Linked DNA regions of Homo sapiens: all the other regions are linked to region 1. The links are chromatin loops, found by intact Hi-C in ENCODE. Cell type or tissue: K562. All regions are shown on one strand. Links, peaks and the distances in the headings refer to the core of each region. The heading gives the core; the rest is flanking DNA. Region 1 has its middle 35 kb from the start of LL22NC03-63E9.3. Region 2 has its middle 9.0 kb from the start of LL22NC03-102D1.18. Region 3 holds the start of LL22NC03-102D1.18 (a long non-coding RNA gene).

What was found. A loop is a pair of places that touch in the nucleus more often than their neighbours do. Peaks named below come from ENCODE experiments on the same cell type or tissue, not always from the same donor. Only the 100,000 strongest peaks of a DNase experiment are listed, where the experiment ranks them.
Region 2: a loop joins it to region 1, with 3 times the contacts of the local background. A loop is called at or near these places in 1 of 110 quality-filtered maps.
Region 3: it touches region 1 in a loop (7-fold over the local background); 1 of 110 quality-filtered maps calls a loop at or near these places.

The regions. Positions count from the first base shown.
Region 1 is chr22:22,590,881-22,598,240 of GRCh38, reverse strand. It overlaps IGL and IGLV3-32. Among named protein-coding and RNA genes, the nearest start is that of LL22NC03-63E9.3, 35 kb to the right of the region's middle. RefSeq lists an enhancer at 2,979-3,478. In K562, for the core only: no CTCF peak of the experiment used is centred there; a DNase peak (open chromatin) is centred at 4,020; H3K27me3 peaks cover 2,031 bases.
Region 2 is chr22:22,716,930-22,724,289 of GRCh38, reverse strand. It overlaps IGL and IGLV3-19. Among named protein-coding and RNA genes, the nearest start is that of LL22NC03-102D1.18, 9.0 kb to the right of the region's middle. In K562, for the core only: no CTCF peak of the experiment used is centred there; DNase peaks (open chromatin) are centred at 2,109, 3,079, 3,749, 3,989 and 2 weaker places; H3K27me3 peaks cover 1,060 bases.
Region 3 is chr22:22,707,510-22,713,189 of GRCh38, reverse strand. It overlaps LL22NC03-102D1.18 (a long non-coding RNA gene), which reads left to right and starts at 1,596. Exons shown (of 3, transcript XR_001755442.1): 1 at 1,596-1,724. It also overlaps IGL and IGLV3-21. In K562, for the core only: no CTCF peak of the experiment used is centred there; DNase peaks (open chromatin) are centred at 807, 2,299, 2,879, 3,329 and 1 weaker place; H3K27me3 peaks cover 782 bases.

The DNA.
Region 1 (7,360 bases), core at 1,672-5,671:
GCCACCAGGGTCGGGTGCTTAACTGCCCTGCCCTCATCAACCTGAGCTTGATTCCAGTGTTAGGCCCTGTCATATACGCAAGAAACGTTTCAGGAACAGACAATTTTATAATCTAGCTGGGCATAGCCCTGGAGAGAGCACAATATATCAATGAGATTTCCAGAGAGAAATAGATGGTTCATGCCATTGTTCTTTTGTTATCACTCAGCTCCAATTAGTTTGGACTCCTTATTTCCAGACATATTATGTTTTCCTCTATGTTCTAGCCTCTCTATTTTTCTCTTTGACTGAATCCTTTCCCGTGTGAGACCCCACTCCTGACCCCCAGAACATTTGGACACACAATATTGCAATTTTTTAGCATTTATCAGTAAGTATCTTCACAGTTGGATATGGGATATCCAGGTTTTTTGCACAGAATAACACCCCCTCCAATATCGGCACCACAAATCTTACTTTTTATGATGCTCTAGCAAGTCTGGAAAATCACAAACAGTAATGTTTCCCTACATGAAAACATTTGATGTGACTGTTGAGATGATCACGTGGTTTTTGTCTTCTGTTTTGTCTGCATCTTCACCAGCACTTGTTATTTTTTTGTCTTTTTAATGATAGCCTTTCCAGCTGGGGTAAGATGATGTCTCGTTGTGGCTTTGATTTGCATTCACCTGATGATTAGTGACGTTGAGCATTTTTTCATATGCTTGTTGGCCACCTGTTTATCTTCTTTTGAGAAAAGTCTATTCTGATCCTTTGCCCCCTTTTCAATGATATTACTTGATTTTTTGGTTGTTTGCTTGCTTTTGAAGCAGTGTCTTTCTCTGTTGCCCAGGCTAGAGTGCAGTGGTAAGATCATGACTCACTGCAACCTCCACCTCCTGGGCTCAAGTGATCCTCCCACTTCAGCCTCCCAAGTAACTGGGACCACAGGCTCACTCCACCAAGGCTGGCTAATTTAAAAAAAAAAATTTGTGGAGATGAGGGTTTCATTATATTGCCCAAGGTGGTCTCAAACTCCTGTGCTCAAGCAATCCTCCCACCTTGGCCTCCTAACTGCTGGGATTACAGGTGTGAGCCATCACATATGGCCTATTATTTTATTTATTTATTTTTTCTTCGAGACGGAGTCTTGCTCTCTCACCCAGGCTGGAGTGCAGTGGCGCGATCTTGGCTCGCTGCCAGCTCCGCCTCCCGGGTTCACGCCGTTCTTCTGCCTCAGCCTCCAGAGTAACTGGGACCACAGGAGCCCGCCACCACGCCCAACTAATTTTTTGTATTTTTAGTAGAGATGGGGTTTCACCGTGTTAGCCAAGATGGTCTCGATCTCCTGACCTCGTGATCCGCCCGCCTCAGCCTCCCAAAGTGCTGGGATTACAGGCGTGAGCCACCGCGCCCGGCCGTTTGTAGCATATTTTGAATTAGGTAATGTGATGCCTCCAGTTTTGTTTTTTGCTCAGTGTCATTTTGGCTATACTGGGTCTTTTGTGGCTCCATACAAATTGTAGAATTGTGGGGTTTTTCTTCTATTTCTGTGAGGTATGTCATTGGTATTTTGGTAGGGATTTCAGTGAGGCTGTAGATTGCTCTGGGTTATAAGTTTTTTCTTTTCATATTTTATAAATATAGCTCCACTACTTCCTGCTTGCATTGCTTCTAATAAAAATTCTGCTCTTGTCATTGTGTTCACCTGTATCTAACATGTCTTTTGCCTCTGACTTTTTTTTTTTTTTTTTTTTTGAGATTGAGTCTTGCTCTGTTGCCCAGGCTGGAATGCAGTGGTGCGATCTCAGCTCACTGCAACCTCTCAGGTTCAAGCAATTCTCCCTGCCTCAGCCTCCCGAGTAGCTGGGATTATAGACGCTTGCCACCACATCCGGCTAACTTTTTTGTATTTTTAGTACAGACGGGGTTTCATCATGTTGGCCAGCCTGGTCTCAAACTCCTGACCTCAGGTGATCCACCTGCCTCGACCTCCCAAAGTGCTTGGATTACAGGCGTGAGCCACCTCGTCTCTCTGGCTACTTTTAAGGCTACATTTCTTCACCACATTTCTTCATCATCATTTTAGCATAAAATTGCTAAAATGTTTTTTAGCAATTTGATGATGATGAGTGTTGTTGTTTTCTTTATGTGGGGTGTGAGTGTGTGTGTGTGTGCGTGCACACACGCTCTGGAGTGTTCTCTCAAGTGTCTTTGGATGGTTCTTTTCTCTTCCAGAGGTTGTTTCCTCCCACATATGTGCTCATCGGTGCTCACGAACATTTGCAGACTCCAGAGTCCTCTCTCTGTGCAACTCTCTCCTCTTTGTTACTCTTCCCTTTGGACTGTTTTGGTTTGTTTTTAAATCTTTTAATTCCCCAGACTCCTACTCTGAGAGGGGGAATTCCATGCAGTGAGGTTTAGGGATATATTCTCAGGAAAGAAGTATGGGAGGCATGAGTGGGAATGTGTTACAATTGAGTGCTCAGCTGCAACACACTTCAAGGCCATCCTAAATTAAGGCCTGACTTTGGGATTGAGGCATCAAGCAGTCATTGCACCTGAGCCACGCTCTGACATGGGCAAACTTTTGGGGGAGGCCATTCTTTGCAATCAATGGCATTTTCCGGTGGGGAGCAGCTGTGAGAAGCCAGGGCCTCCCGGCAGCTTTGGGTGTATGGCGGATGGGTGAGCCCTGAAAGGGGAATCTTGATGGACACCACACTGCCCATTGTGGTGGCCCTCCCTGTTCAGAATATGAGGATGTCATGGAGCTGGGGCTTGAGGGTCTCAGTTAAACCTGAGAAGTTCAGAATGATCTGGGGCATTTGGGCCACAGAAAAGCAGCACTGCCTTAGGTCCAGTCACCATACAGAAGGAAATCCAGGGACCATTACCACTCAATGGCTGTCTCCCTCTGACTATCCTTACACTCAGGTCATCTTAAGCCAAGACACAGCCACTCTGGACAATACCAGGACAGTCTGGTCCTGCCAGCCCCAAGTCCTCTCCTGACCTAACCCACTCTCTTCAGAGTCTCCCTGGAGGGCTTGGAGGTCAGGGCACCCTGGGGTCTCAGATCCAGGAAAACTGAGCCAGACCTGCCCATGGCTGTGTCCACAGTCCTGCTGGGGCCGGAGGAAGTGAGTGACACAGACAGAAAAAGGGTTTGTGTCTCACTTTTCCATCTGCCTGTGTCACTGTGAGTTGAGTAGCATGGTTGTCTATCAACTGATAGTAATAATCAGCCTCATCCTCAGCCTGGGCCCCAGTGATGGTCAGGGTGGTTGTGTTGCCTGATTTGGAGCCAGAGAATCGCTCAGGGATCCTTGAGGGCCGGTCACTGCTATCATAGATGACCAGCACGGGGGCCTGGCCTGGCTTCTGCTGGTACCAGTGTTCATAAGAGCCTTCCATGCTGTCTCCCTGGCAGGTGATCCTGGCCATTTGTCCCAAGGCCACAGACACTGCAGGCACCTGAGTTGGCCCAGAGGAAATAACGGAGCCCACAAGAGAGGACAGGAGAGGTGAGTCTGAGGATGAGGGCCTCATTCCCAGAACCCCACACCCTGCATCACTCCCTATGTTGAGTTGAAGGTCAGGGCCAGGCTGATCTTGATCCCACTGGGGGCTGAGCCCTGGGAGGCAGCACCTGTGCAGAGAGTGAGGACGAGCAGGGGAGGGGTCCAGGCCATAATGGAAATGCCCCAGAGCTCTGCCTCTGAGTCCACAGCTGGGAAGGGACCTTCAGGCCTTTCTTATCATAGAAAGGGGAGTCTCTTCATGCAACTCTACTTCCTTTATTCTTAATTCTTTGTTAGTTGGTTCCCTGTTAAGCAGCGGATGTAAATCTGCTCTCCATTCTTTAAAATGTATGTCGAAGTTCTTGTCTGACCCTATGTCTGAGGACATTCTCTGCGTAATTTTTCAAGAGTAGAAGAGTCAGGTGGGTTTCAGGATTCCACTCAATAGAAGGGGCCAGAAAGGAAATGACTCAAGTACTACCAGGGACTTGGAGCCATTAGTGTCCCAAACCAGGGGTCACAGTGCCCCCTGGTGCCCACAGGACAAATGTCATCCTGTATGTATCAATAGATCATACAGCAGAATGGCTACCTTCGATTTTTGCGGGGCGGGGGTTAGTTTTTGTGTGTGTGTGCGTTTGTGTGTGTGTGTGGTGGAGTCTCACTCTATCGTCCAGGCTGGAGTGCAATGGCACGATCTGGGCTGCAGAATGACAACCTTTTTTTTTTCCTTTTTGTGATGGAGTCTCACTCTATCATCTAGGCTGGAGTGCAATGGCACCATCTGGGCTCACCGCAACCTCCGCCTCTCAGGCTCAAGCTATTCCCCTGCCTCAGCCTCCTGAATAGCTGAGATTACAGAAGGGCACCACCATGCCTAGCTATTTTTTTTTTTTTTTTGTATTTTTAGTAGAGATGGAGTTTCACCATGTTGGCCTGGCTGGTCTGGAACTCCTGGACTCCAGTGATCCCCCACCTCGGCCTCCCAAAGTATTGGGATTACAGGCATAAGCCACCATGCCTGGCCTACTTTTGAGCCCTTAATATATGCCAGATGCATTGGTGAGTGTTTTACAAGCATAACTTCAAGAAAACTTGCATCATATGGAGTAGGAAGATGAGGAGCCCTATGCTCAGGGCCCAGATTTTATTAGGGAATCAATATTGGGAGGTGAAGTTTTTTCCCCAAGTTCCCCAGACAGTAGTGAGTGGAGTCCCAGTTCCATCCAGGAAACGAACCTCAGAGCATGACCTTCCAGCCCCTCCCTGCCCTGCCTCCTGCACCCTGCTCCATCTGTTCCCCCTACCCAAGGTCTTTGGGGTCCCTCTTGTTTTCATTTGCCAGTGCTGCCATCACAAGATACCAAAGAACTAGTGGCCTCAACAGCAAAACTTATTTTCTCAGTGCTGAAGCTGGAAAGTCCAGGGTGAAAGTGTTGGTAGGACTGATTTTCCCTGAGGCCTCTCTCCTTGGCTTGCAGGTCGTTACCTCCTTGCTGTGACCTCACATGGTCTTTCCTCCGCCTGCTCATCTCTGGTGTCTGATTTCTGTGTGTGCAAATTTTCTCTTCTAAGGAGAACACCAGTCAGACTGGATAAGAACCCACCCTCATGACCTCATTTTCACTTAATCACCTCCATAAAGACCCTGTCTCCAAATTTAGTCACACACTGTGATTAAGGCTTCATTGCATGAATCTTGAGGGACACAATTTAGCCAATAAGCCTCCACCCTGTGGACTCCAAAGCTTATTTCTTTCTCACTTGTAAAACACATTCACCCCATCCCAGTAGCCCAAATCATTAACTAACTCAGCACAAACTCTGAGACCCAAATACCTCCAAATAAAGTGTGGATGAGACTCCGGGTGTGATTCTTCCTGAGGCATTAAAAAATAACAGCTTTAGGAAAATTTTCCTCCTCTTTCCTGTCATCTGGGTGTTCAAAAAAGTCAAAGCTCCCACTTTATTTGCTAAGATTGAAAGAGGCTTTGCTCCTGTTTCCTTCTTTCTCCCTTCCTGAGACTGAGGGGCAGTCACAGCTGCTGGCTGGCGAGCACTTATGGAAAACGCAAATGGGTCAGTTGAAAAGATTGGCAGTTGGGCCAAGGTCCCCACAGAGAAGGGATCCCATACCACTTGCTGCTGCGTGCACGTCCAAGAGTCTCCTTTCCCCAAAGAGACTTTGGGCCTGATAGATTTAACTTTGAGTCTCTGGCTGATTTCCTCTTAAACAAACCTCAGTTCTTTCTCAAAAACTTTCAAGTAATGGAAATTGTCCATTTCAAGTCCATATTGCCCTCTCTGTTGGCTGGGCATGGTGGCACACACCTGTTGTCCCAGCAACTCAGGAGGCTGAGGTAGGAGATGGAGCCACTGCACTCCAGCCTGGGCTACCGATTGAGAACCTATTTTTTTTTTTTTTTTTAGATTGCCCACTCTGAGTCTACTTAAGCTTAGAAGTCCTAGATCCAGTTAGCACCTGTGTGTCAAATGCCATGTTTATCTCCTGGTGCATTATGACCAGGGGAGAATGCACCATTGGCAGGTGCTTCAGAAGAAAATAGGCCAGGGCTGCTGCAAGCCCTCCTGGTGAGTCAGCGAGAATATGCAGTGGGTGTGTGCTACATAGGGACCAACAGGCACAGAACACACGCTGCTGTTCCCAGCTCCAGGACAGCTCAGACAACTAAAGAACCTGCCTTCAGCTGGTGGCTGCCTACCCTGTAAGCAGTGTCCACATGGTGCTTGGGCAACACAGTTGATGGGGAATGAAAAGCAAAAGACACTTGGGATTTGAGTCTATTTCTTTATAATCTGAGATTTTCATTTCATGGCGATTTAGAGAACCAAAAATAGCATCTCTCCCAGAACGGAATCATTTGTCACAAGCTATTATCAAATATGCCCTTCAAATTGTGTCCAAATTTGTCCAGATGTTTTCAAATTATGCTTAACAAGCAAATTAAGATACCATTAATATTGTGTGTATCACCAACGTGCTCTTAAACCATCACTCATGTAATGCTCCAGGGCCATGCACTTCAGTCTGAATTTGAGGACAGGGGCAGGGAGGGATCTGTGCATGAGCACAGGAGTGACCGTTGCTCATCTTCTCATCCACAGACATACGAATCTGTCCACAAGTGACAGGGACTGAATTGCTTAAACTGCAAGCTCCAGGTTACTGTAATCAGAGGCCACATTTGGTATTGCACTCCAGTAAGTATGTAGTTGTGACTTCTGATGATCTTTAGAGCTATTTTAGGTCATTCTTTATGAAAAAAAATCCTCATCTTCTCAGAATGCAAGATGGATTGCAAACACTGCATATTTAATAGGAAAAACAGGGAAACAGCAGGAGAGACGAGTGGAGAGAAAGCACAGCTATTTTTATAGTGGCAGAAAGGATAGGCATGTTACAGATGCTATGTCAAGGAGCAACAACTCTCCTATTCCTGCATGGCCCAGGTGAAACAGCTGCTATAAGTCCAATGAAAACAGAGTCTAGAAAAGCATTTGGTAAAGATCCTCTACTCCATACCTAAGCTTTGACTAATTACACATAGAAAGACCAAGGAACCTGTTCAAATTTAAAATGCTCTGATAAAAGTAACTAATTGCTCAGTTTCACAGTAGCATGACATTTGGAAGCTATGTAGCTAAACTAGGCTGGGGTTAAAAAAAATTAAATCGCGGTTATTAAGAAGTCAATATGGAAAGAAAAAGTCTGAAAACACTCCTAGTTCAAATTGTACCCATTTTCAGTGGTAAAACTCAGGATAGGGTTTACCTCCGATTTACCTGATAACCAATGTGACTGAGCTGCCAAGACAGCTCTGGACATGGGGCAGAGG
Region 2 (7,360 bases), core at 1,594-5,593, 130 kb before region 1:
TGAGAAAAGTCTCTTCAAATTCTTGGCCCATTTTTAATGATATTATTAGTTTTTTTATGCTAATGAGTTATTTCAGTTTTTTTAAAATTTTCATACACTGAATGTTAGGCCCTTGTCAAGTGAACAGTTTGCAAATATTTTCTCTCATTCTACATGTTGTCTTTACTCTGTTGATTGTTTCCTTTGCTTTTCAGGAACTTTGTAGTTTAATGATGTCCCATATCTCTATTATTTGTTGTTGCCTGTGCTTTTGAAGTCTTGGCCATATAATTTTTTATCTAGAACAATGTCCTAAAGAATTTGTTCTTCCCCTATGTTAAGTTCCCTTCTAGTAGTTTTATAGTTTGGGGTGTTATATTTGGGCCTTTAATCCATTTTTAGTTGATATTTTTTTGTGGAGAGGATAAGTGTCTAGTTTCATTGTTCTGTAGATGGGTATCCAGTTTTCTCAGCACCACTTATTGAAAATTGTGCCATTTTCTCAGTGTACATTCTTGACATCTTTGTTGAAAGTCAGCTATATATAGATATATGGATTTATTTACGGGTTTTCTATTTTGTTATATTGGTCTCAGTGTCTGATTGCATGCCAATAACTTCCTGTTTTGGTTACTATAGTTTGTAGCATATTTTAATTCTAGTAGTGTGATATCTTCAGCTGTGTTCTTTTTGCTCAGTATTGCTTTGGCTATTCAGCGTCTTTTAGGGTTTTATACCAATTTTAGAGGATTTTTTATTTCTGTGAATAATATCATTGGTATTTTGATAGGAATTGCATTGAGTTTGTAGATTGCTTTGGGTAGTAAGTTTCTTCATTTAATATTTTCTAAATGTAACTCCACTGATTTAGGCTTGCATTACTTCTAATAAGAAATCAACTATTACCTGGGGATGGTTACTGGGTAAGAAAAAACTAGTTAGAAATAATCAATAAGGCCTACTATTTGACAGCACAACAGGATGACTATAGTCAATAACAACTTAACTGTACATTTTATAAAGCTAAAAGAGTGTAATTGAATAGTTTATACTACAAAGGATAAGTGCTTGAGTGAATGAATACCGAATTTTCCATAATGTGGCTATTTCACATTGCATGCCTGTTTTGAAACATCTCGTGTACCCAATAAAAATATATGCCTACTATGAAGCCACTAAAATTAAAAAAATTTTTAAAAACCAAATTTGTTCTTGTCATTTTGTTGTTCACCTGTATCTCTCTCTCTCCCTTTCTCTCTTTCTCTCTCTCTCTCTATCTCTCTCTCTCTCTCTCTGTGTGTGTGTGTGTGTGTGTGTGTGTCTTTGGGACATGTTAAACTTTTTGGAATAGGAGGTTTCTAGTTTTCACAAAATTTGGGAAATTTTGGTCATTGTTCCTTTAAATTGTTTTTCTGCCTTTTCTCTTCCCTGTCCAATCTTACCTCCTTTAATGACTTTCATTATACCAATTTAGGCAGTTGAAGATGTCCTAAAACTCACTGATACTCTGTTTACGCTTTTGTGCTTCGTCTTGAATAGCTGCCATTGCCATATCTTCAAGTTCACTCATCTATTCTTTCACAGAATCCAATCTGCAATCAGTCTCATTCAGTGTATTTTTTATTGCAGACATATTATGGATCATTTATAAGAGTATAACTTGCGTCTGTCTTTATATGTTTTATGTATCCACTTAATATGATTTTTCAATCTTATATCCTCAAGAACAAGTAGAATAGAATAGAGTTATAAGAATTTCTTTCATATCCTTGCCTACAAGGTCTATCATGTGTGCAATTTTATTGCCATTTGGGATTGATTCACTTCTCTGTTTGATATAGCATATATTTTCTGGTTACCTTGCAGGAAATATTGACAGGATGAAGGCATTGTGCATTTTTCCTGCTGGGTTGAGAATTCTTTTGCAGTTCATTCTCTATTTCTGTCTTTTATTGTTGAATTCAGTAAAGTTACTTTACTGTTCAGAAAAACAGTTTGAGTTTTCTGTTTGCTTTTACACTTTCATAGTTGAGACCTGAGCAGCATTTTGTCTAGGGTGACTTTTTCCCCAGTACTGAGGCAAAGCTCTTCTGATGAGTCAACCTCATGCCCTGTAAGTCAGGCCTTTCCTCTGTGACTGTAGTGTGTGAGTGTCTGTGAGTGCGTGGGTGGGTGTGTGTGGGAGTGAGCTCTGTGAGGTGTTCCCTCAAGAGTCTTTGCGTGGTTCTTTTCTCTTTCGGAGGTGTTTCTTTACACACAAGTGCTCATCAGTTCATGTATATTTGCAGACCTCAGAGTTCTCTGCATGTGCAACTGCCTCCTCTTTGATACTCTTCCAACTAGACTGTTTTTGTTCATTTCTAAACAATTTTTGAGATCCCTGGAATCCTACTCTAAGAGGCAGGATTCCATGCAGTAGGGTTTCATGACATACTGTCAGGAAAGAAGTGTGGGAGGCGTGACTGGGAATGTGTTACAACTGACTGCTCAGCTAGAAGGCATTTCAAGGTCATTCTAAATTAAAATATGGCTTTGGGATTAAGGCATCAGGTAGTTATTGCTCCTGAACTACATTCTGAAGGAGGCACATCTTTGCATGAAGCCGTTCTTTGCACTCAAAGGCATTTTTTGGTGGGGAATTGCTGTGTGAAGCTGGGATGCCAAGGGATGCCACAGTGCTCACTAGAAAAGACTTTCCTGTTCAGAACATCAGGATGCATGGAGCTGGGGCTTGAGGGTCTCAGTTAAACATGGGGAGTTCAGACCAATAATCCAGGGCATTTGGGCCACAAAGTACAGGCATTGTGTTAGATCCAGTCACCACACAAGAGGAACTCCAGGGATCATGACCACTCAACAGCTGCCCATCTCCTTCTTGTGGTCCTTCCATTCAGGTCATCTTGAGGCAAGGCACACTCAGTCTAAACAACAGCAGAACAGCCTGGTCCTTCAAGCCTCACATCATCCTGACCCACCTTCTGCAGAGCCTACCTGGAGGAATGGAGGGAAAGGCAGCCTGGAGGTCTCAGATGCAGGTGAACTGGGCCAGCCCTGTTTATGGCTTTGTTCACAGTCCTGCTGGGGCTGGAGAGAGAGGATGACACAGATAGTGAAGGGGTTTCTGTCTCACTTCCCCATCTGTCTGTGTCAATGTGAGATGGTTACCACTGCTGTCCCGGGAGTTACAGTAATAGTCAGCCTCATCTTCCGCCTGAGCCCCAGTGATGGTCAAGGAAGCTGTGTTTCCTGAGCTGGAGCCAGAGAATCGGTCTGGGATCCCTGAGGGCCGGTTGTTTTTACCATAGATGACAAGTACAGGGGCCTGTCCTGGCTTCTGCTGGTACCAGCTTGCATAATAGCTTCTGAGGCTGTCTCCTTGGCATGTGATCCTGACTGTCTGTCCCAAGGCCACAGACACAGCAGGGTCCTGAGTCAGCTCAGAAGAAACCACAGAACCTGCAAAAGAGGACAGAAGAGGTGAGGATAAGGGTTTCACGCCTAGAGTCCCACACCCTACACTACTCCCTGTGTTGAGCCGAAGCTCAGGGCCAGGTTGGCACAGCTAGCATGATAATATGGGGTTGAGCCCTGGGAGGCAGCACCTATGCAAAGAGTGAGGAGAGTGAGCCAGAGAGGGGTCCAGGCCATGGTGGAGACACCCCAGAACTCTGCTTCTGAGCCCACAGCTAAGGAGGAACCTCCAGGCCTCTCTTATCATAGGAAGGGAAGTCTCTTCATGCAAATCTACTTCCTTTATTCTTGTGTCGTCGTTAGGTGGCTCTGGTGAGCAGTGGATGCAAATCTGTTCTCCATTCCCTAAAACATTTGTCCTGGTTCTTGTCTGAGCCCTGAGCCTGATGGCCTTCTCTGAGTAATTTCTCAAGATCAGAAGAAGGGCCAAGTGCATTTTCAGATTTACCCACTAGAAGGGGCCTCATAGGAAGCAACAGTCAGGCTCTTCGCCCTTGAGCATTACTAGGGGCTTGGACTCATTAGGGGCCTCAGACTAAACCTCACAGTGCCCCCTGGTGCACACAGCATGAATGCCATTTTCTGCACATCACTAGATCACTCAGAAGGGCTACTTATGAGTCCATAATACATGCCAGATGCATTAGCGAGAGTTTTACAAGTGTTACCTCAAGAAGACTTTTGTAATATAGAATAGGATGATGGGGAGCCTTGTGCTTCAAGCCCATCTTTATTAGTGAGTGAATATTAGGAGGTTAAATGTTTTTCCCAAGTCCTCCAGACAATAGGGAGTGGAGTCAAGATTCCACCCAGGAGATGCACCTCAGAGCCCGACCTTCCAGCCCCTTCCTGCACCGCCTCCTGCACCCTGCTCCATCTCCTCCTTCTCCCTCATCCAAGGTCTTTGGGGTCCCTCTTGTTTTTGCTAGAGCTCCCACAAGAAGATAGGAAAGAATTAGTGACCGAAATGGCAGAAACATATTTTCTCACAGTTCTGAAGCTGGAAAACCCAAGATAAAGGTGGTAGTGGGTTTGGTTTCCCCTGAGGACTCTCTCCTTGGCTTGCAGGTTGCTACCTCCTTGCTGAATCCTCACCTGGTCTTTTCTCTGCACGCTCACCTCTGGTGCCTCATTTCTGTGTGTGCAAATTTCTTCTTCCTAGGAGGACATCAGTCCAATTTGAGAAGAATCCACCCTAATTTTTTCATTTTCACTTAGTCACCTCTTTAAAGACCCTATGCACAATTTCAGTCACATATTGTGTGTTACAGCTTCAATGCATACATTTTGGGGGACTTAATTCAGCCAATAACCCCCCACCCTCTGGACTCCAAAAAACTCATGTCTTTCTCACTTGTAAAAACATTCAACTCATTCCAACAGCGCAAGTCCTAAACTAACTCAGCACCTACTCTAAGACCCAACTCTCATTTAGATATCACCCAAATCAAGTGTGGGTGATTATCCAGGATGATTCATCCTGAGGGTTTAAAGGAAAACAATTTGGGGGGTTTCCTCTCCAGTCTCCTGTTATCATCCAGGTTCCAGAAAAGTAAACTCCTACTTCAATAAGATTGAAATAAAAAAGTGAGTCAACATCAGCAACATTTTTGAGTCAGATGTGAAAAATTCACATCTGTGCACTTTTAAAATAATTTAGAGTATAGAATAATTTAAATGCCATAAAATTGAATTTTGTGATCAGTAGCCATGGGCTATCTCTGACAGCATTTGGAAAAGAGCTATAGTTGATACAGAAAATATAACCCAAAAAACAAGAGTTGTTTTTAGAGCAGAATATTTCCAAGTTAACTAAGATAAATCGTACACAGAAATAATATAATCCAAAGAAAATTAATTTCTTGTAGGCATATTAAATTACTAAATCCAATTTTAGCATTGAGCATCAACATTTTGGTATGCATATAAAGCCACCTCTCAATGGTTATATAAAAGGGCAGTTGTTTCCTACTTCATGTTACAGTTTATTTGTGGCTTAATGGTGCTTTGATAGTCAGAGAGAAGGTGCTCCAGAAGATGCTTCCTTTACCTAAAAGAGGGAAAATATTCTTTTACATAAAACGATAATTTGCAGGATAACATATTTCCACTCTCATCATCCCTGTTCTTGTCATGGCAACTTAGTTGGAGGACTTACAGTTAAAATCTCAAACTCAGCCAGGCACGGTAGTTCATGCCTGTAATCCCAGCACTTTGGGAGGCCGAGACGGGTGGATCATGAGGTCAGGAGATTGACACCATCCTGGTCAACATTGTGAAACCATGTCTCTACAAAAAATACAAAAATTAGCCTGGCATGATGGCGAGAGCTTGTAATCCCAGCTACTTGGGAGGCTGAGGCAGGAGAATTTCTTGAACCCGGGAGGTGGATGTTGCAGTGAGCCGCGATTGTGCCACTGCACTCCAGCCTGGCAACAGAGTGAGACTCCATCTCAAAAATAAATAAATAAATAAATAAATTTTAAAAACATCTCAAACTCTCTTCTTTATTCCATTGTTGCATTCTGAGTTTAACGATCTACTTGCTTTATAAAAATTTGCAATACATTTAAAAGTTCAACTTCATTTATCATTTGTTAATGATGCTCAGAACACCAACCATCTTGTGTGTTTTTGGTTTCAGCTACAAGGCTGATTTTAAGACCTTTTTTCTCTCAGCCTACACTGGATCACTCCCGACTTGGTGCAAGCTTCCTTGCCCATTTGCCCCTCCCTCTGCCTCTAATTTTTCACCTCGGAGGAATCTCTATTCCTGATATACTGAAGCTCTCACAAAACAGAGCAAATGGATGAAGATGAAAGTCATGAGCTTGTGACACAGGGCTGTCTTGAGCAGACACAAGATCCAATCAAACACATGGTACAGGTAGGTTCTTATCCAAAGAAAGACCTCAGGCCCCTAGAGGAGGTGAATTACAGTGTCCCTCACAAAGAGATCTCCACATAGAACATATGCGGGTGCAATGTTCAAACTTCAAATAACCCTAGAAACCAGAGACCGTTAAACCACATCCTGTGGGACATCCCTGGCCTGCCACCAATTTTTTTAATGGCCCCAGAACTGATAGTGGTTTTTATATGTTTTAATGATTACGTTGTAGATGGTGTATCAGAACATACATATTATCCCAACGTTGTCTTGTGCATGGCAAAGACTAAAATACCTCTTACCGAGGCATTGAAGAAACGGTTTACCAAATCCTAAAACATAATGAGCACTGAAATATTTGAGTAAATGCTCAACCTCAAGCAAAATAGGAGAAATCAAAAATAAATGTGTAACAAGATAACTTTGTATATCTGATAGGTTGGCACAAACTTGCACTTTCACCAATGAATTCCAATCAATATTTAGGGCTGGTATTGTAAACTGGTAGAACTGGAGGGGAATATGAAAACAATGGATAAAAGTTAAAAATGCACATCCTTTTGACCCAGCAATTCCACTTCTGGAAATTTATCCTATGGTGATATGCACACATGAACTCAAAGGAGTCTGCACAGGGATGCTTGCTGCAGTGTGATTTGTAAGATCAAAATCATGGTGATAACCATTAGAGGCTGCATGGCTAAAATCCTACTACAGAATACTCTACAGCGTTAGAATGAATGGGCAGTGCTCTATGCCTATGACGCCCCAGGAAAGAATAAGAAATGGTGCAGGTATGGGATGGCCTTTGACAAGGGGGACTGGGACAGGTGCCTTACACTTCACTCTCTCCTTTTCCTCTGAGATTTTCCACATCAGACAAACAGGTTAGGGACAGTGGAAGCCCCTCAGGCTGGGCCTGGCCACCTGCTCTGGCCTCTGAATGCAGCCTGGCCTGACAGCTTGGCTGCAACTTCATGACCAACCCAGAACCAGAACCACAAAACTAAGCTGCTCTCA
Region 3 (5,680 bases), core at 1-4,000, 120 kb before region 1:
TACTACTATCCCACACCTGACAGTAATAGTCGGCCTCATCCCCGGCTTCGACCCTGCTGATGGTCAGGGTGGCCGTGTTCCCAGAGTTGGAGCCAGAGAATCGCTCAGGGATCCCTGAGGGCCGGTCGCTATCATCATAGACGACCAGCACAGGGGCCTGGCCTGGCTTCTGCTGGTACCAGTGCACACTTTTACTTCCAATGTTGTTTCCCCCACAGGTAATCCTGGCCGTCTGTCCTGGGGCCACTGACACCGAGGGTGGCTGAGTCAGCACATAGGAGGTCACAGAGCCTGCAAAGATAAAAATAAATAAATAAATAAATAAATAAATAAATAAATAAATAAGAGAGAGGTTGGCTTGCAGGTGAAAGATGCTTCTTATGAAATCCCTTGCCCTGCTGTCCCAGACAAGCTCCAGAGAGTCTGTGAACCCTCAGGGTATCCCCTGCAATCAGCCCCAGCCCCAGTGGCCCATGACTTTCCTGTTGTATGGAGACTTTGAACTGAAAACTCACTACTCTCTCCTGGCAGGTGCAGTCCCTCAGGCTCTCACAAGCCTTTGAGCACAGTTTGGGGGGAGTTCAGCCCCACCAGCCTCCCACCCTGCAGCAGGGTCATGAGCATCCTGCCCACCACAGGAAGGGCCCTCCTGAGCTCAGAATCAAGGACACGCTGGACCCAGAACCCTTGGGCTGGGCAGGTTGGTGAGACCCTGGGGGGATCACCTGTGCAGTGAGAGAGGAGGCCGAGGAGGAGAACGGTCCAGGCCATGGCTGAGGCACCACCAGTGCTGCTTCCTTAGGCCCAGACTGAGCAGGTTCCTCCCAGGCCTCTCTTATCCCCTTGCTGGAGAGAGCGGCCCATGATGCAAATCAGCAGAGTCAGAGGCTGCTGCTGGAGGAGATCTGTGGTTTCCAGAGAAGGACTCAGCCCCAAAGGAAACAGAGAGAGGAGGGCTGGCCCCTGCTTACCCACCCCCTCAGCCCATGCGATTTTCCTTCACCCACTGGTCCCATGGTCTGGGCTCACATCTTTACCCAGGTTGTGCCCAGCCTTGCTCCTTGGCTGGGTTGGTCGTGGAAAAGCTCAGAGCTGACTTCCTCTGTATTTTCTAGGGGATATAAAGACCTTCCTATGGGATAGATGTTGGCCGTGATTTAAGAGGTTGTTAGAGTCACAGTGGTGACAGGGGAATTATCTGGGGTCCACAGTCCCCTCCTTCATTCCATCCTGGCTCAGAAGGGAGGTGGTTAGCTTTTTTCTGCTTCTCTAGTAATGTCCTGATTGTAAATATTTTATGTCAGACATGAGATGTCTGGTACAGGCCTAAATCCATTTAAAGTCACATGCCAGAGCCCAATGCAGGGACCCTCTTCATTCTCACTCATGTCCAAGACGGGTCCCCAAGAGCCCAATGCAGGGACGCTTCTCATCTCCCACAGGGGACGGCACAAGCCTTGGACAGGTACAGGCCCCATTCCAGGGCACAGCTCCTCTGTGCTAGAGGAGAATGCAATTCTTGGTTGCCAAGGGCACATAGAATTTTGGAAGATCCATGGGATGCGGTAAGTTTCTACCTTGGCTGCGAGTTCTAGTGTCAGGTCATGGGTGCTGTGCCTCAGTATCACCAGGGTGCTGTCAGGACCAGGGACAGATCAGGAGGTGAAGGAAATGTTTGCTTCATGAGAAAATGAGAGGGGGCTGCAAACTCCAAGACCCAGGAAGTAAGTGTTTATTATAACTAAGTTGTCTTCTGTTGCTGGGAAAATGTAACAATGGATAAAAACTTAAGTCAACAAAAGATTAATGAGTAAGTATTGTGTGTCTCATAAGGAAATCAAGAACTACGAATTGGCAGGTTCCCCAGAACAGAGTCAGGAAAGACCGGGGACAGTGGACGTTGAGGGGTGGCCAGGGAAGGAGAAGTGGCTGTGTCTGCAGGACAGGGGCTCCCAGAGCAAAGGCAGGGAGGTGGGACACGTCTGACTACAGGATGGGATGGCATGTGTGACAGTGAGATGGGGGCCAGGTCGATGGGAAGAGGCAAAGTGCCTGAATGTGTGTCAGAAAAATAAGGATCATCTCCAAGAGTCAGATCTGAGAACCAGGAAGCCAGAAGAATGTAAACATCGGTGTCAAGGACAAATACTCTAAGAAAAGAAGAACCTCTTTCCCTCCAGATCTCAGGTCATGGTCACCGACCCTCCCTGCATGTGGGCATCTCCCTGATGCCCAGGCCCACCCCATCTCCAGGTGCTTCTGCCAGGTTACTCTCTGCTGCCCCCTGGTGGCCACTCTACGCGGGCTGCTGGAGGCTCAGGGGCCTCCTGGGTCCAGGTGTTGCTTCAGAATCTGCTGCTCAAGTCCCTGATCCCTTCGTTCATGGACTGCTGACCTCAGGGAAGAAACTCCTCTTCTCTGTGTGGCCCCTTCCTGCCTCAAGACCCGGCACAAGGTGCTCAAGATTCCTGATGGAAATACAAACACTCCATGTAGTAGAGGAGGTTTCAGGTTCTTCCTCAGGCTCCCTGCACGTCTGTCTCTCTGTGTGGTGGGTGGTCCTGAAGGGGGACTGGGGCTTGGTACTGAGGGATGCAGGACTCACAGGTGGCTTTGACTGGTTCTGGATACAAATACAGGGCCAGCGTACCTTCGTAGTGACTCCTGCAATAAAACAGAGACAGAAGCTCATTCACCCAACATATATCCACCCTGGCCCACTCTATCCTGGCAAGACTGCTTTTCAGGAGCTCAGCATGAGGAAAACACAGTCCTTGCTCTGAGGAGTTTCCTGTCCTATTCCTGGGTCAGTGCATGGGTCCACACCAGGTCCCAGACCCTCCCTAGTTCACCTGGCCCTGAAGACACTCAGGGGAGTTGGTCCTGGTCACTCCCCTCTACCTGATGCCCACCAGGCAGCACTGTAGGGACCCACCCTGCTGCCTGTGTATCTGGCCCTGGGCCAGCTTTCTGGGTCCCCATTGGGTCACCCAGCACTGCTTTCCCTGAAGTTCCAGAGCTTTCCTGACCCAGGAGCAGAGAATTCAGGGAGTGCACTTGACAAGGAAAGGAAGGGCCTGTGACAGGGAGTGACAATCTTAAGGCCACTGGGGAAGGAAGAAAGAAGAGCAGGACCAGGGAAGTCCTAGACCCATAATGATGAGCTCTTCTGAGTGTCCTGGAACCCGCCTGGACTTGGGGAGGGGACGTGGGAAAATCCTGAGTCAAATTTTTGAGGCCCTGATGCCAACAGCTTCCCCTCGTCAGTTCCTCCAGCTGCCTGTGGGGAGCGCTGCTCTACCTGGACATGGAGCCAGTCAGGACCTGGGAGGGCAGCCAGCTCCCTGCACTCATTGGCTGATTAGAAGACTCAAAGTACAGTACTCCAGGTTTCAATCAAACATAGGCCTTTTAATGATCCTTTAAGCTGACAAATTTTTAATATAATGTTTAAGGATTAGGGATCCCCCTATAAAAATGATCTATCTATGTTAATATTTCATTAGCTCAATAAATGAGTTGTCGATATATTAATACTATAGCATTTCTCAGTGCTTTTTTGAGCAGAGTATCATTTTCTTTTCTGTTTTTCCCATTTCCATGAGGTATGGGCCCAAATACAAGCCACGAGCATTGATATGAGAAGCCTCTGCTTTTCCTGTTCAATACGTCCCACACCTGACATGCTTACCTTATGCCAGTGTCCTAAAGGGAATCACGAAAAGCATCGGCTGAAGCAATAGGCAGAGAAATGTCACCTATGGTATGATTTTACCCAAGAGCCACACAAGGTATTTTCTCATGGAGCAAATAGATGATGCTCACACACAGGTGACCCTGCACAGGTGTGACTGAGTCATTCTGGGTCAGATGTGAGCTGAGCATGTTTCCTTCCCACTGACCAAGGTGGCTTCTGCCCTGCTCACCCCTGGGAGAAGCTCCCTCTTTGCTCCTGGTTCTTCATGCTGGGAAGATGCTCTTTTTTTGGGAAAGCAGAGCTGAGGCTGTCACGGCAGAATGAGGGGACCTTGTCTATGGGCTTTGAAATTCCTGGACTCACAGGTCCTAATTCTTCTCTGGATGCAAAATTATCAGGCAGCAGAATAACAGAGTAAGGGCCCCTTACCAGCCCCAGGCTGTGCTGAAAATGGTTTCCTAGTGCAGATCTCCCAGGCGGTCTCCAGGAGCCTGAGACTGGCTGAGTCAGTCCTCACTGAGGCCCAAGCAGCAGGGAAATGTGTGAACCTTCCCTCTTCTGTCGTGGTTCATCCAAAGATTTAGTTTTCTTTGAAATCCCAACATCCTGTCACTTGAAATTCTGAGCCTTGCACAGACGTGTTCACTGCTTCAAGTGGTGGAAAGTCTCCAGATGGACGAGTTCCTGCATCCGTCTGCACTTTCAAAAGTCTCTAATTTAGAGCTCAGCCATGTTTGTAGAGCAGAAGCTCCAATAAAGTAGGTGTGTAAGAGTGTGTTAGATAAGCAAGGGAGATGGTGAGAGAGAACATGAAAGCTTCCCAATCCCCTTCACCTCTAACCCCCGTGGTCCACATCTCCCAGGAACATACAGATGAGAGGGGCACGGACAGCAGAGACTCAGGGCTGGAAATTCCATGTTTAGAGCCACAGGTTTCTTCAGCTTCCTGTTCCACCAGCAGATCTAATCCCCTTATGCTCATCAGAGATAAGGTGTCCTCAGCCACCTTCTGTCCCTCTATGTGACTCAGTGTCCAATAGCTATGAATGACCTTTTTCTTGAGAATCAAATTCAGATGTAGACTCAGCAGTGGACACGGTCCTCCCAAGCACAGGGATCAGAGTCAGCAGCACAGAATCTGCCCCGTGAGCACAGTGTGCACAGCTCCACTGCACACCCAGCATAGCCCTACTGCATGGAAACAGTCCTGCTGCCAACAGTGAACACTGTCATCTTTGGGGGTACTTTTCACAAAATTATTCAAAAGCCTTGACAAAGGGTCTGGCTTAGAAATGCTGGCTGGAGACAGCTAACACTCAAATATGAGCATGAGAAGTTTGAGTATTCTTCCTGGCAACAAATTAACAGATTCAACAGACATTTCTGGAAGACTGGAAATGTGTGACCTTGGACCAGACAGAAGATCATTGCTAATTAGAGAAAGAGTGAGAGAGAGAGAAAGTTGAATTGTAGCATAAACAACAGAGAAAATGGTGCTCAGTACATAATTCTTCCATTTTTAACAGTTGTATAATTGCAAAATTACTTTGCTTCCTGAGCATGCAATATTTTTATTATGGTAAAATAAACATAACAAAATGTTTCATCCTTTTAATCATTTTTAAGTGTGTAATTAAGCGGCAGTAAGTACAGTAAAAATGTTGTGCAAACATCACCATTGTCCAACCCAAGAGCTTTTAGTTCAGCGCACAAAGAACCTCTATCTATTAGACAGCACTTTAGAAACTTTGGACATTGTGGACAAAATGACGAGTGTGTGATAAAAAGAAAATCCCAAGGATGAACCAAAGACGGTATTTGCACTTCACCCCCAGCTTCTGTGGAATCTCAGTGCAGTAGGGGGTGTGCCTCATCCAGGAACCCAGATGAGACGCAGCCCCTGGGGCCTTTTCTGGGCTGTTTCTTCCCAAGGAGCAGAGGAATTTCAACAAGACTGTGCCCTCTGAGACAGCTCTCTCCTCT